Regions from separate parts of the Homo sapiens genome. Here region 2 is linked to region 1. A link is an interaction called in ENCODE POLR2A ChIA-PET data of the cell type or tissue named here. Cell type or tissue: CD4-positive, alpha-beta T cell. All regions are shown on one strand.

Region 1 (8,000 bases):
TGAGTTATTTCATGAAACACTGATCTAGATAATCTATTTAAAGCCCCAATTGAATTTAGTGGCTTAATCCCTTGAATGATATTGCAATCTACCCATAGCTTCATGATTTGATTGAATTAAACTTGAATAAATCAGAAAATTGTTTCCTTGCACTTGTATTAAAAACATAGTAGATTTGATGTATTGCTAGCTATTATTTATATTAGGTTTAAAGTTTTTCTTTGTGTTGTTTTAAATATGCATGTCACAACTCTAAGCCAATATTTGGCTTATATCACACTAGGATTTCTAATATAGGGTCTTTATGACCTTTGTTTCTGTTATTTTCCTTTCCTGAGCTGCCTATTTTTCAGGGCTTGTCCTAGTTACAAATTTTTAGTTTATCCTTTTCTGAAGAAGGCTATTACTCTCTGGGGAGTAGTGTTCATAATTCCAGTGATCCACACTGAGTTGGATGAGGACATCTGTCTACCCAGCTCCATCACTCAAATAAGGTGATACATAGGACAGAGCAGTTTTCACAGTTAGTGGATCCTCATATATGAGAGTAACTTTACTAAATCAAATTTACCTTATATAAATTCAAAGGCACAATATTCAAATATTGTCTATATGACTTTAACACATCTCCTACATCATTCCAGAGACCCAAATAAAAACTTCCCTTCCAAATGAAGGCAAAAGGCCAAAATAAAACAAATTAGCAAACCAAACCACAACAAAACAAAATCCTGTGATGTTCCAGGAAGCCAGATAAAATCTTCTTGTGCAAATAAAGGCAAATAGCAAAAATAAAACAAACAAAAAACTCAACAGCTATCTTAAGATCAGAAAGGCATAGAGGAAGTCTCATTTTTTAAGCAACCAGTTACTCTTCTTCTGTGTCTTACAATAATCCAGAAATTTCACACATTGGCTCTGATGATGGTTTTCAAACACATCTTGATATTCGATGGTAAGGAATTCACATGTATTGTGTAGCCTTTAGACTTCTTCAGGGTGACAAGGGCATCCTTGCTGCACATAGAGGCACTTAGTAATGAATAGGGCTATTCATATAGAATTCATGTTATATCCTTTTTTAGCTTTTCCTTTTGAAGGCTTGTTACTTAAAGCAAAATTCAGTAGATATAGCTTACTTTATACCATGTGCTATTCATGGGCTATTCTGTCTATTTTTTCCTGCAAATTTTTGTTTTAGATATGTGAACACTAAAGTTTAGAGAGTGTATTAGTCAGTTCAAGCCACCATAACCAATACCATAGCATAACAAATACCATAGACTGGGTGGCTTTAAACAATAGAAATTTATTTTCTCACAGTTTTAGATGCTGGGAAGTCCAAGATTGAGGTGCTGGCAGATTCAGTTCCTGGTGAGGGATCTCTTCCTGGCTTGCAGGAGGCTGCCTTCTTGCTGTGTCCTCATATGGTGGAGAGAGAGTCCTCTGCCACCTCTTCCTATGAGGGCACTAATCTTATCAGATCTGAGCCTTACCCTTATGACTTCGTTTAACCTTAAATGATTCATTAACCTCCTTATAGGCCCTATCTCTAAATACAGACACATTGAAGCTCAGGGCTTTAATGTATGAATTTTGGGGGGATACAACTCAGTCCATAGTCTTTAAAGCAGCAGAGCTAGGACTTGAATCTAAGTAGTGTGACACTGGAACCCTGTTGTCAACCCTCTTACAGCTGCCTAAGATTTTCATGGATGATTGTAAGGTTGGCTCAGTTTGTCTTGCAAACCTTTCCACCTTTCTTTCTCTGTTCCGTGCTTTAGGTATATTCCTCTCACCTGACTCTACCAAATCTCCATGTTGTAGGCCCTCAGTGTTCATCTCATTTGTACTAAAGATTAATTCCTTCCAAGGGTATTTGCATATTTATGAACAAAATGTTCCAAATAAGAGCTTTGCCCCACATAACAAATATTAGCTTTTAGAGCATAAAGGCAGATGAGACGTATTTTTAAGAGACTCTGTCCTCATCTCTCAGATCACCCCTTAGTGAAAATTGTAGCACTTTGGAATATGGGCTTGTAGTACATACATTTCCTACCAAATTAATTTTTTTCCTTATTAATACCACAGAACACTATTGTTTAATCATTTTGTTTAATATCTACCTTTCTCTTTTTATTAACATTTATTGAACAATTTTTGTATGTAGGACATAAAGTATACATTTAAAGATAAAAGATGTTCCTTGCTTTCAAGGAAATTGGACATTAGCAGAGAAACAGATTTGTATACAATTAACTATTGCCCTAACTAGAATATATTAAGTCTCAAAAGAAGAATCTAAAAAAATGATATGACATTTCAGAGAATGAAATCAGATAATATAAAATAATTTTTATTTTATTTTATTTTTTTGTGAACAGTGAGATACTCCTGAAATCTTTTGAGTACCTAGGTAGCTTGATCCAATTCATTTCCAGAATCACCTCTCTAAAATAAATGGGAGGCTGAAGGGGAAGAGAGTCTGGTCTATTATAATTTTCCTAAGGTAAATCCTAAAAGAAAAGAGATGTTCTAAACAGTAGAACACCTTTGTAAGTCAAGGATTTGTTGTTTGGAAGTCACATTCCCCTTAAAAGATTACTGTTTCTCCACCCTTTATCACAAGGGACACTTTTGATCATGATATTAGTGACTGGCATGACACAGGCACTGACAGAACAGGGAAATGACCAATAAAAATAGACTAGGTCAAAAATTTGTAATTAACAGGTGTGACCACATTGATATGGGCTGGCTGGATGTCAGAGGTACTTTTGACCCTTGTTTTGTATCCAGGTATCCCATTATTTGAAAAATTTTACTTAACACATTTCATGAGTTAAGTAATAAGTATTTTCCAGTTTCTTAATTGAATGATGATCTATGATTTACATCAGCTTAAGGTCAGTATTACAATGAATTGGTACAATTTTAGTAGTCATTTATAAAAATGGGTGAGTCAGTTGGCCTGAGTGGGTGGCCTTATATTAAGCAAATGTATAATTTCCATTTGGCATTTTAAAATATTAAGAATAAAAATTAAAAATATTTACCTAACTTTATCAGATTCCTAGGGTACAGTGGACTGCTGTCATCCATTAATAGTGATGATTTAATTTATGTGCCTCTTAGCCTGAAAATGTTTTTAAAATCAATCTCTCTCTCTGTCTTCCTAATACACACACACACACACACACACACACACACACACCCCACATATACCTGTATACATATCTGTACATATCTATAAATATAGATTTTACGTGAATATCTTTATAATTGATGTATTCTTTAGTTGCCAAGGTATTTACCACTCCCTTTTGCCTTACACATTTATGTTACTTACCTGGCTTCTGAAAACGTATGTGTTTTTAATTCCTGATTTAGACCGTTATATGTTTGTGGTGATATCACTTTGTCCATGTCAAAATTCAATTCCAGTATAATGAGTCATGCTGTGATAGAGTTTTTAAAATCTATAATTGGCTTCAACTTTTGAAGCACTATTAATTCAGATTTTACTATTTATATTTGGCAATTTCTACTTGAGTTGAATTCATCTTCACTTCCAGTACACACACATTTCATTTTAGTTCAAAGATTTGCTAACTCTTTCAAATGCTAGTATTGATCTTCAGAGATTTTAAAAAGCACATTTGACTTTTTGTGCCATATAAAACTTCTCTTTTTGACTTTTGTTTCGATTCTTCCTTTTACTTGCCTCCCCTACTCCTCCACTGAAACCAGTTCTCTCAAAACTACCTGCCCCCAACCTCAGCCAAAGGAAAAAAAAAAAAAGCATCTGTGATCTTGAGTACTTGGTGATGGTGCCCTTGACCCATATGCACATGCAGGGACCAACAGGCAATGTTCTTGGTGCCACCTTGGTTTGCCTGTTACCTTCCTGCCCACTCCTTTCCTCCCCTGGGACCACTTGCTGATGCTGCCGCAAAGTCTCGTCTAAGAAATGGCAACATTGTGCCCTAAATGTGCTGGCTTTCCCTTCCCATTGTACTTTGTAAAGATCATGGGTAATTTTTGTAAGGACAAAGTAGTAAAAGGACAACCAGAAGAATGCTGAATGGTTACAACCTCAGTGGCAGATATAATGTCTTTTTGATGAACATTAATGATCTAGGGTATACTTCAGGGAAAGTACAGTATTACAAGGACTTCGAGAGAGAACATTATGACCGGCACCTGTAATTCTTGCCCATATTCACAAGAACTGAATGTCCTCGTGTGCTGACTTCTGCATTGCATTGCTAATGTTAAGTAAGAGAATGGATGGGAAACAAATGGTAGCACTTGGGGACATTTTTCTTTCTTCTCTAAAGAAAAAAATGGCAAATGGTGGTGTGAATGCAACTTGCCACAGAACATAAAAGCGTAAGAATTCTGGCTGTTTGAGGTGAAAAAATAAGTTGATTTTTCTTTAAATTGTAAAAATTAGCTCCAGGTTCTCTCAGGAGCTTAAAGAAAAAAAGCTTTGAGAAATGGGAGTGAATAGCAAGATAGGGTTTGTGTAACAAGTTCCTCAAACCACAGAGGTCACATGGGCTCTTTCTGCTTTGCTACTTTTGATTACTTGTCACAGTTGTACTTTTAGCTTCCCCCATCCTGCAAGGCCACTCAACCATGTGCTAGCTGGAGTGATCTTTATTCACAATGTCTTTACAAAGGCTCCTGCAACACAGCAGCAATGGCAATTTGGCGGACTTCTGCGCTGGGCCAGCGTATAGCTCTTACTCCACACTCACCGGCAGCCTTACGATGGACGATAATAGAAGGATTCAAATGCTAGCAGACACGGTGGCTACTCTGCCTCGGGGACGAAAGCAGGTATGATTGCTATTTTGTACCCTTTAGAGTGTTCACATTCTCTTGAGGGCAGAGTGATATGTTTGTCTGACTTCATACTAATGGTGATATTTTAGAGGCTTTGGAATTACTGGCTGATTATTATGGGTGAAGGAGGTGAGATGCTCAGGGAGCTAGGTGAACCAGTCCAAAGATTTGAGACCACAATCAAACTTTTTTTTCAAGGCAAAAATTAAGATTGTTTTTCTTATTTGAAGAAGTGCTCAGGTAAAATAAACATCATTAAGCATAAAAAACTTGAAGATGGTTTATATAGATACAACCAGTATGAGAATTAATTCTCTTTTCCCCATTGTGTCTCCACTGATTCTTTCCCTTCCATCCTTACTTGCAGTCCTTGATGGTCATTTCAGTTCATAATCAAATAAGAAATACTTTTTCTGAGGACAAATTTTGTTGACTAATTATCTTCAGCTCTGGGTTGCTGGCACATACCTCAGGCTATTGGAAAGTAAGATTTTTTTTTTTTGGATAGATGAGTGCCAGATTGAATATCAGCTCACCACTTAGTGTCTGTGGGATCTTGAGCAAGCCACTTGCCTCTCTAAGCTTCAGTTTTGTTTTTTCTAAAATGGAGTTAATAATAGAACCACCCTTATTGGGTTCTTATGTTGGTTAAATAAGGAACTGTGCAGTGCCTAACACAGTGACTGGCATTCAGTGTGTGTTTATTAAATGCTAGATTATGCCATTTTAATATTTTTATTGCAAAGTTTGTCTCTAGGGATGAAAACTCATTTGGAAAAATCTATGTCTAACTGAATTTATTTTGATTTTTTCGTTCTTCAATTTCTAACATGTAAAAATTTTTTTTTAACCATAATACCTCTTCAGGATTTTTTTTAAACAACTTGCTCTAAATCCCCAGGTACATATTTGAATTTCGATGTAGCATTTCTACAGAAAATATTTAGAATTGCCCTAGAGCAAGAATTTTTGCGCTTAAGTCTTGCATGTACAATCATGTGCTTCTCGTAAGCCTTCTAAATTCAGGATTAGAGAGGTATGGCATAGTGGGAGAGACATGATCTTTTTTCAGTGATGTATAATAGCTGATTCCTTGGTATTTTTCGGAGTGAAGATAAGGGCACAATTTTCCATGATTTGGATTATTGATTGTTCTCAATCTAAAGTGCTTTTATGATACAAAGTTTAATGTAATGATGAACATTTTATCAATCTACAACCTGTCTGAAGATAAAGCAACATGAGAAATGCTGACATCTTTTTTCAGTTTTCAGATATAAAGCAGTCAGATTTTCTTTATATTTGCCATGACACTATCACACCAACTATGGTTCACTTGATTAGGCTATGATTTTTTTTTTTTTTTTTGCTGGAGACTGTGGGTACTTTTTCAATCAGGGTGGGAACTTTCCACCCTCTATGTCCTCCATACCTGCAACCTTACTCATTTGATCTACTCTCTAGCCCATGCAATTCAATGCAACAGATGGTTTCTGAGCACCTACAAGGAGACAGACATCATGCTAAGTGTAGGAGGTAAAAAGACGAGAAGGGAATGTTTCCTACCCATATACTGTTTACAATTCAGTAAGCAGAAAGAATGGGTTTTCTGCAAAGTAAAACAACATGAATACTCTCATCGAAGTGAAACATCTGTAAATATAGCCTTGGAAATAGATATTCGAGATATTGAAGGGTATTCCAGATATTGAAGGGTATTCCAGAGCAAGGGAGAAATTGAAGCTGAGGCATAGATCCTGGTGCCTGGAGGACTTTTTTGTGTAACAACACAATATTAAGTGTGTCAGGAGAACCTGGTTAGTGTGTAGGAGGTGAGAGGAGATCTCAGCGCTGGGCTGCTTTACAGAACACTTGGACAACTTCCCCTGAAAAAGCCGGCACGAGGGCCACTGAACGTGTTTGAGAAGTAGAGGATTTCAGGAACCTTATTGTAGAAATGTAGTGGATTAGTGAGTAGAGACTAGTGGTGAGGGAGGAACTTTTGCAGTAGTTGGAGAAAGAGGAAATGGGGGAACAGAAAGGAGACTGAAAGGCTTTAATATGAAAGGGACTGAAGACGGAGGAGTCACATCTGGTTTTAAGCCAGAGTGAAGATAGCGTGAACTGAAAGAAGGCAATCAGTAGGAGAGGCTGATTATCAGAGGAGGATAAAGAGAGGGATTTTGGCATATGAAATACACGTGTGTGTGTGTGTGTGTGTGTGTGTGTGTGTGTGTATGTGCATATATACATGTACACATATGCACACAGGCACACACACATCCCCATACTAATTAATTTATGCAGATGTTCTCATCTTTTCTAGGTCTTCTCATTCCCCTTCTCTCAAATTCTTTCATGTGGTAGACTTTCCATATTCAAACAGCTTTTTCTTACTGTTGTGAGAATTGCTTTAAAAAATAGCAAAACAAAACTTCTTGTACATGATAGTTCTGATTCCGTACAATTATCATCAATGAGACTTGATGCAAGTTTATCCCAACATTTCACAATCTTCCAAATGGATGTTCATTTCCTTTAACTGGTTTTTAGAGAATAATCACCCATTTGGCACTGACTAAATTGCAGGCAACAAGATCCTTGTGAGGCAATCACATGAGCAGGTGTTTCTCTGCCTACTGTTATTTTCAACACTTTCAGGGCTGACGTCAACAGCTCATACTTCTTGTTGTTGTTGGCTTTGGTTTCTGCAAAGCTATATCTGGTTAGCTTGTAGTTTCAAATTATTAGTCTTCAGAATCAATTGGGTGTTTACATTCAGAATTATTTAAAGATAGATTTCTCTGTGTGCATATTATCTCACTACCTGTACTGATAGGAAGTGTCAGACACCCCAGTATGGCTTCTACTTGTGAACACAGTTTTAGGACAAAAAAAAAAAATCTTTGCAATGGAAAGCTCGGTAGGAAGGAGACAGGAGGAATTAAGGACAGTCTCTATCAATGATGTCAAAGAAGTAGTGATTGTCTTACCACCCACTCTCATAAATGTAGTACGTTGCTTTTGGAAAGCAGTTTTTACAGAATGCTATAGTGAGAACCAGGGACCTGACAAACAAGTCCACAAACTTCAGTGGTACCACAGACTGACTCTCTTTTCCTAATTTTCTTTTAGTTATCACATTA
Region 2 (8,000 bases), 450 kb before region 1:
AATGTGGGATCCAAAAGCACCTTTCCTGGTTAAAGTCAAATGAAGACGATTTTCCTCAACCTCTGCTAAAATGATACCCCAACATACCTTAAGAATCTTCTGACTGTTACATTATAGGAATTGATACCCAGTCTCTAAATTCTAGACTTTATATACTTTCTGCTACATCAAAGTGCCTTTTCTGCAGTTTAGGAGACTGCCCCCTGCTGTAACCATCAGCTCTATCCCTTCTGTGCTGATCAACATCTTTGCAAATAGAAACCTTGATTTACAAGCCCCTTGTATTCTGCGTAAGCCACCTCCAGTTCTATCCTGATCTCCTAACCACGACCTCAGGGAGAGCTTCTAACTATAAATAAAGTGGTTTTTACCAACTCAGTCAATTCTCAGATTTAAAGATACATTGGTCCCAGTGCAGCAGGCTATAGAAGTCATGGTAGTTTCCCCTCTAGAAGCCATCCCCACCTATTCTTGGGTCATAGACCCCTGATTTTGTTCAGGCATCAGGTAGCCACATGCTTCAGGAAAGCTGGGTCCTTCTCCAGCCCCAGAGCCAAAAAACCAGCACTGTATTTCAGTTAAGAGTCTGGTCTCATGATTCCTTCATAGGCTCTTGTGTGACCTTAGGTAAGTTACTAAAACTTTGTGTGTCTTGGTTCAATTTCTTTTGTCAGGGATTGTTATAGCTGACTTGCTGGGGTTGGCAGAGTTAAAACAAACAAACAAAAAATCTGAGAACTTGTTAATGCTCCTGAGTCACTGAATTAACCAACCATAGAATATACGCTCCCTGAAGGCAGAGATTATTGCCTGCTTTATTCACTCATACATCACCAGCACCAAAAACAGTGCCTGGCACTTAGTAGGTGCTCAATAAGTACTGGTTAAATTGCATTGACTTGAATCTCAGACTCATTAAATTGCAGGCAAGACTTTTTGTTATGTGACATAATAAATACCCAGCCCAAAGCATCTTGATACATAAATACCCTTTGTCTAGTCAGTACCATTCTTTCCTAGGAACTGTCCCCTCCACATGTTTACAAATATGGCAGCGATGGGAGCTGAGTTAATACATTGTGACCCAGTGGCTACCATTAATTCATTCAGGGGTGGCTACCTGACCCAAATGGGATCAATCTTAACCCTTTCCCAGGAGTTTGGAATTAGACTAAGACTCAGGTCAATCTTGCTGCTGTTTGAAAAGGAAGAAACATAAGATGTGGCCTATTGGCAGTTGTGTTTCCCATGTGCACGCATGAACACTACAGCAGGTTAGCTGGCAGCAAGCAAAGAAGGAAGCCAACTGGCAAAACAAAGACAAAAGATGGACAGAGAGTGCTTGTGGTATTTAAGTGTGGTTAAGTGCGACCCACCTACATTCCAGTTCTTGGAGTCTGGGAAACACATGGATTTTCTTATGATAGTCTCTTTTCTCCTTAGGCTATTTTGAGTTGGGCTACTGTTAATTGCAGAGAAAAGATCCTAAGAGGTTTTTTGTTGTTGTTGTTTTAATTATAGTTATGAATTCTGAGTAAACCACACCTTACTTCCTGTAACTATTATATGCACCCATGAAAGGTAAACACTTTAAAAAAAAAATAGGGCCGGGTGCAGTGGCTCATGCCTGTAATTTCAGCACTTTGGGAGGCCGAGGTGGGCAGATCACGAGGTCAAGAGATCGAGACCATCCTGGCCAAAATGGTGAAACCCTGTCTCTACTAAAAATACAAAAATTAGCTGGGCATTGTGGCATGTGCCTGTAGTCCCAGCTACTTGGGAGGCTGAGGTAGGAGAATTGCTTGAACCTGGGAGGTGGAGGTTGCAGTGAGCCGGGATTGCGCATCTGTACTCCAGCCTGGTAACACAGAGAGGTTCTGTCTCAAAAAAAAGAAAGAAAGAAAAAAAAAAGAAATGCTGAGGGACAAATATAACCCGAAACATAACCATAAAACCTTTGGAAACTTAAACGAGAAACAAACTCTGAGTACACTTGTCTCAAGTCTACCTTTAAGCCATCCTCTACAGCCCTTGCACTCCAGTCCTCTTCTTTTGTCCATGCAAACATGGTGACCAATGAGATTCTTCACTGTTTACAATGGTGTGCTCCACTATCATCCCCTGGTTTTTCCATGTGGCAAACTCCGTAACTGGAAACCCTTTCTATTCTAGCTGTTTAGTACATAACTCCTAAAGTTCTCTCTTCTCGTCAGCTTTAAATGACTTCATGGTTGGTTTTGCTTTTATTTTTCTCTGAGGTTTCAATGTACAATTCCAGGAACTAGCTATCTCTATCAACCTGAAACTGTGCCTGGGTTCTACGTTGATAATTTTTTACTAAGCCACAGGGACCATCTGGTCTAAGGTCATGACTCTGTTTGCCATTTGTGCAGCTGCCTGCACATCTGTAGGTTCCGATGCATTCTTTTATTATTGTCTGCTTTCTATTGCATGTTGTCAAAGGCCTGGGGACTGCATCTGTTTGAATTTTGTCTGTAGGGCTCCGAACATAGAGCAGTGTGTGGTTGGGAACACAGAAAACATTACTTTCAGCAAACTGGATTCATAAAGAGTCATGATGAATGGAAATGATGAGGGAGATTTGAGCCCAGGAATAGGGACTGGGTTTCCTATTTACCTCCTCACTAACAATGATGCTTTTAAATGTTCTCGCTCTGAACAACTTTATCAATGCTTTGAGCTGAGACCCACTCACATAATGATTATTTCCTTGTAAGTACTTATTATTTAGTTGAGTTAGCTCTTTCAATATGAAGTTTTTATACTGGTTTTTAGAATTGTTCACCATACATTCTCTTTAACATGTATTCTCTTAGTCTCTCTTTCTGTCTCTGTCTCTCTCTACACACACACACACACACACACACAAACACACACACACGTTCATTTGAACTCAGGTTTTAATGCTGGGTCTATACTTGGCCAACATCTTCAAGGTCACTAATGTTACTTCTTGCCTCTGCTGTGTGGGAGCCAGAGTGTGAGTCATCAGGGTGAATAATGCCTCTGTGATACTACCAGATTGTGTTTGTCTCCACTTCAAAGCTCTTAGTTTTAACAGAATAGTATTTCTCCATCCCGCCCACCCAAACAGCAGTCTAGATGGCTGAGAGGCAACAGTTATATGAACAGTAGTATCATTTCCATAGGATGGGCTACTCCCCACCCGACCCATATTCCTCAAAAAACCTGCAGGACCCTTTATAGAAGTTCTCAGGCAACATTCTAGTCAGGTTTTGTTGACTAGAGATTACAGCTCATCACCTCTTTTTTTTTTCTTCTTTCCTTCCTCCTTCCTTCCTTCCTTCCTCTCTCTCCCCCTTCCCTTCCTCTCTCCTTTCCCTTCCCTTTCCCTTTCCATTTTTGAGAGGGAGTCTCACTCTGTCACCCAGGCTGGAGTGCAGTGGCGCAATCTTGGCTCACCGTAACCTCCGCCTCCCGGGTTCAAGCGATTCTCCTGCCTCAGCCTCCCGAGTAGCTGGGATTACTGGCGCTACCACCACACCCGACTAATTTTTTTGTATTTTGAGTACAGATGGGGTTTCACCATGTTACCCAGGATGGTCTCAATCTCCTGACCTCATGATCCACCAGCCTCGGCCTCCTAAAGTGCTGGGATTACAGACATGAGCCACTGTGCCTGGCCTCCTTCCTTCCTTTTCTTTCCATTCTTTTTTTGCCTCACATAGGTCTATAAATCTGCCATTTCTGATCCATCTTCAGTGATCTTTTTTTTTTCATAGTTCACTGCAACCTCGAACTCCTGGGTCCAAGCAATCCTCCCATCTCAGCCTCCCAAGTAGCTTGAACTACAAGTGTGCACCACGGCACCTGTTTTTCAGTTACTGCTCTTCCCTTTAATCTTTCACTTTCTTTTTCATTCACCAAAGACTTTATGACTGAGTTTGTCAAAAAAAAAAAAAAAAAAAAAGAGAAGCAGTGAAAGGAAGAACAGAAGAAAGGAAGCAAGCAAGCAAGCAAGCAAGCAAGCAAGCAAGCAAGCAAGCAAGCAAGCCAGACAGACAGAAAGAGAAAGACCAGACATGGTGGCTCATGCCTGCAAGCCCAGCACTTTGAGAGGCTGAGGCAGGCAGATTGGTTGAGTCCAGGAGCTCAAGACCAGCCTGGGCAATGTGGTGAAACCCCGTCTCTACAAAAAATACAAAAATCAGTTGGGCATGGTGCACATGTAGTCCCAGCTACTCAGAAGGCTGAGGTGGGAGGATTGCTTGAGCCCGGGAGGTTGAGGCTGCAGTGGGCTATGATCATACCACTGCACTCTAGCCTAGGCAACAGAGCAAGACCTTCTCTCAAAAACAAAAACAAACCAAAAAAAGTCTTTAAACCCAAGAATCAACTCCCACTTCCACAGCCTCCTTGTGGCTCCTCTCACAGGAACACTTTATTTTAAAAGTCATGTGACTCTGGTGAGACTACAGTGCAGAGTGGCCATGATGGAAAGAATAATGGTGGAACTGCTACCATTGAGCACCTAATCACAGTGCCAGCTGGTTTACACACCTATTTCAGTAACTCCCCAAAACTGAAGTAAGCCTTATTATCTTTTTTACCCATGAGTAGAGTGAGGTTCAGAGATACTCAATAACTTGCCCAAGATCATAGCCATTAAGCAGAAAGGAGGAAAATAACCAACTCTGTACGGTGACGAGATTCATGCTTTTTTTGGTCAGGGGAGGGGGGCTCAGTTGCTTGGTGAGAGAGGAGATATTAACCTGTCTAGACTTCCTAGTTTTTCTATGTCCTGCCTTTCTTGCTGCGAATTTATGGGATAACTTGAGAATATAATTTTCTCTGATCATTCCTATGTCACTTCCCAAAGCATTTCTCATTGTCGTCAATGGTATCTGGGTATATTTCCCCATACTCATGAATAACATACCTTAGAAATTTTGCCAGTCCTCATTCGTGTCCTACACGTGTTAATCAAATGTCTTCTAGGCCTAGGGTAATGGTGTATAATCTATCATCCAAACTGGGACACTTTTGAGATGAAAAAGAGTGCTATTAATAATTATGCTGGGCACACTGGGATGTATGGCCACCCATTTAGAACAAACTATAGTCAAGCTAATGTCTCCTATGGACAAGGAGGGTATGAGTAGAATAGTCCAGCCTTAACTAGACAGAGAACAGAGGTTGTGGGGGAGAGAAGCTAAATCTACCAAATTCCAACCGTTTTGTCTCACTAGCAGTTGTTGTATTTCTGGGCCTGAGTGTGTGTGGTGAAAGAAGGAAGGTAGCTGAAAACCTCTCAGAATTAGAATTATCACTATCTCCATTCCTTAAGAAAGTGGTGCTCAAACTTCAGTGTGCTTAAGAATTACCAGTTGTTTTTAAATAAAATGCAGATCCCTGAACTATATGCCTTAGAGATGCTGAAAATACAGTCTGAGATGGGCCCTGGAAACTGCATTTTAACATCCTCCTGTAAAGATTTTGATCTAGGTAATTTATAAATTACCCTGGGAAGAAAAACAGTATTTCCTTGATAGAAAAATTCCTGCATAATCACTCTACAAAGACAGGCACAATTTCAGAGGAAGTCCTTGCGGGACTCAATAACACAACTGTTTACAACACTGATATTTGTTCAAAGATACTGTCTATATGACCTGAATCACTACTTGAATCAAATAATTTAAACCACATTAACCTTACAATTACTTTCAGCATAGATTCTTAGGGATTCCTAGCCAAATATATATAATTTATCTTTACATATATGGTATTATATATATTCTTAGTATCTTTATATTATAGTCAAAGAAAAGAGAATAACATTTTCTGTGCTTTCTGATAATCACAGTAATAATAGTTTTTATATATTAAACATTGTTCTTCTGTCAGACATTTATATACATTACCTTGAATACAAAAAGCCTTGAAGGTAAGTCAGTCAAGCGAGCTCTGTTTCAGACAGGATGTACTACAGGCTCAGAGAAGCTAGGTGACTCGCCTGAAGCCTCACAGCTAGTAACTGGCAGAGTTGCCATTTAAAACCAGGTCACCTGCCTCACACTTGAAATATTTAGTGAACTCATAAGCACCCTGTGAATACTGAAAAATACTGGTTGGAAGGCCACATCATGCATGAAAGCTAGTATGACCTTTCTAGAATAATAATTCCTAGACAGAGAGAAGAACTGAATGGTGACTTTGAGACATGAAAAGGCATTTCTCTGAAATAAAAAGGCTGAAGAAAGCCGATGATCGGTTAACATTTGGGAAACTCTGAGGTACAGCTAACCATTTGCCAGGCTAGCCTTTGGATTTATTTCTTTTTTGTTGGCTGTGCTGCTGCTACGCTCTTTATTCATATTTTCAAGGAAACACAAGTAAAGCGAATGTTCTCTAATTGCGCTCCCTTCCTGCAGTAAGCCCGCTCCTCCTGAGCACCCGGGCTGGTTCCATACGCAGCTCGTTGTGTGGAAGGGCTGGTGGCAGCTGCAAGTTGGTGTGTGACACATTGAGTAGTCATATTTCTCTTCTCTGTGGCCCTCCAAAGCCCTTTCCAACATAACTTTTCCCCATCTGTTCTCGTTTGCACTGCATAATAGGGGACAGGTTTTGGAACTTGGGATTCAAAAAAACATTAAGAGAAAATAAAAATGAGATGGAATTTGAGTAGAAAGAAACTCGCTGGCTTTCCCCCCCACAGCCCCCTTCCTTAGTTGCTGGGATCATGACCAGAGTATTAAATTGATCAAGTTTTTACTCTCGTCTAGTTGGTTCTCTTTATGGGGTAGCGGGGAAACGTGAGAACAGTAAAACATCTCTTTAAACTGTCTGCAATAAAATAAGCACAGGGCTGAGTCATTAGTAGGAACAATGTTGCCCAATACCTGACAAAGTTTTTCCACATTTGCTTAGAATCTCTAATAAGTTACATTAATTGTCTCCTGCCTCAGGTTCCTTCTCTGTGAAAGGGATGCCTGAAGTGAATTTTAGGAATATTTAGAGACAGTGTTTTCCTGAGTGCCATAAGCCCATCTCTGTTGTATGCACTAAATAATTTTGGAAATGATACAAACATTTTTAAATTTTAATAGTAATAAATTTCTTCTAATATACATTAGGAAGAAAACTGGCAATAGCAAAATATAACCCTGATTTCACAATTATTTTTGCTTAAGAAGAGGCTAAACTGGGCATGTAAGTTTAAAAAGTGAACAAATTTAAAGAGGAATATTCAGTAAATAATAAAAGTGAATATGGCAAAACAGAGAGTACAAGAATGGGTGCTTAAAAAGCAACTATATCAAGGCAGTGGTTCTTTTATTCTTTATGTTTTGTGGAAAGCTTTATTTTATGGTGTGGGCCTCTCGTTCTAGGGTTGGATTAATCATAATCCTTGGGTCATGGCATATGCTATCATTGGTCTAGCAGGGGCTCAGAATCCTTAATGGATAGCACCCCTCTTTGAGAATCTGATGAAAGTTATGGGTTTCCCTGGAAAAATGTATATTCCCATATACAGACAAACTTACATAGAATTTCTAGGTTTTCAGGAACATTTGGAGTGCATCTGTGGGCTTCTGGAAGTTTCAGGTGCATTCAAGGTTGTGTCCACTTGCTTCTCTGCTTTCTTAAGCTCACAGGCCAGCCAGCAGCTGAGGCTTTAAGCCACACCTACTACATTTCTGCAAGGAACAGCATCTTCCCTCACTGCAGGCACCACCCAGCCTGCTGCCTGGGATCATGTAGATATTACGGAAAATATCCACCCCCCACCCACCTCCCCACTTTCGCCTTTTCAAAAACAGAGATGCTACAAAAATGTCAGTAGCCGGGACCAGTTGCTGTTTGCCCAGTTCACCTCATTATCCACTGAGATCTGCTCCTCCTCCCTTCAACGGCTTGCACCTGTGAGCACTGCTATTTCTTTCTCACTTGTCCAGAGACAGGCACCTGCCCCAAGCCAGACCAATCAGCATCTTTCCACTTCCCACATCAGAACT

Evidence for each region. Peaks named below come from ENCODE experiments on the same cell type or tissue, not always from the same donor. Only the 100,000 strongest peaks of a DNase experiment are listed, where the experiment ranks them.
Region 2: POLR2A ChIA-PET joins it to region 1 with 13 read pairs; 3 of 35 experiments call an interaction of 5 or more read pairs at or near these places.

What each region holds. Positions count from the first base shown.
Region 1 is chr2:157,440,695-157,448,694 of GRCh38, reverse strand. CYTIP (cytohesin 1 interacting protein) reads left to right here and starts at 4,606. Exons shown (of 8, transcript NM_004288.5): 1 at 4,606-4,848. The coding sequence starts at 4,675. RefSeq lists enhancers at 4,756-4,805, 4,846-4,945, 7,204-7,303, 7,374-7,453. In CD4-positive, alpha-beta T cell, no CTCF peak of the experiment used is centred here; DNase peaks (open chromatin) are centred at 4,584, 6,274, 6,954, 7,504 and 3 weaker places; H3K4me3 peaks cover 5,403 bases; H3K27ac peaks cover 6,447 bases.
Region 2 is chr2:157,893,745-157,901,744 of GRCh38, reverse strand. All of the region lies in intron 1 of LOC105373714 (a long non-coding RNA gene), which reads right to left. Among named protein-coding and RNA genes, the nearest start is that of ACVR1, 21 kb to the right of the region's middle. In CD4-positive, alpha-beta T cell, a CTCF peak has its summit at 213 (motif pointing left); DNase peaks (open chromatin) are centred at 214, 3,004, 3,924, 4,384 and 1 weaker place; H3K4me3 peaks cover 1,934 bases; H3K27ac peaks cover 5,609 bases.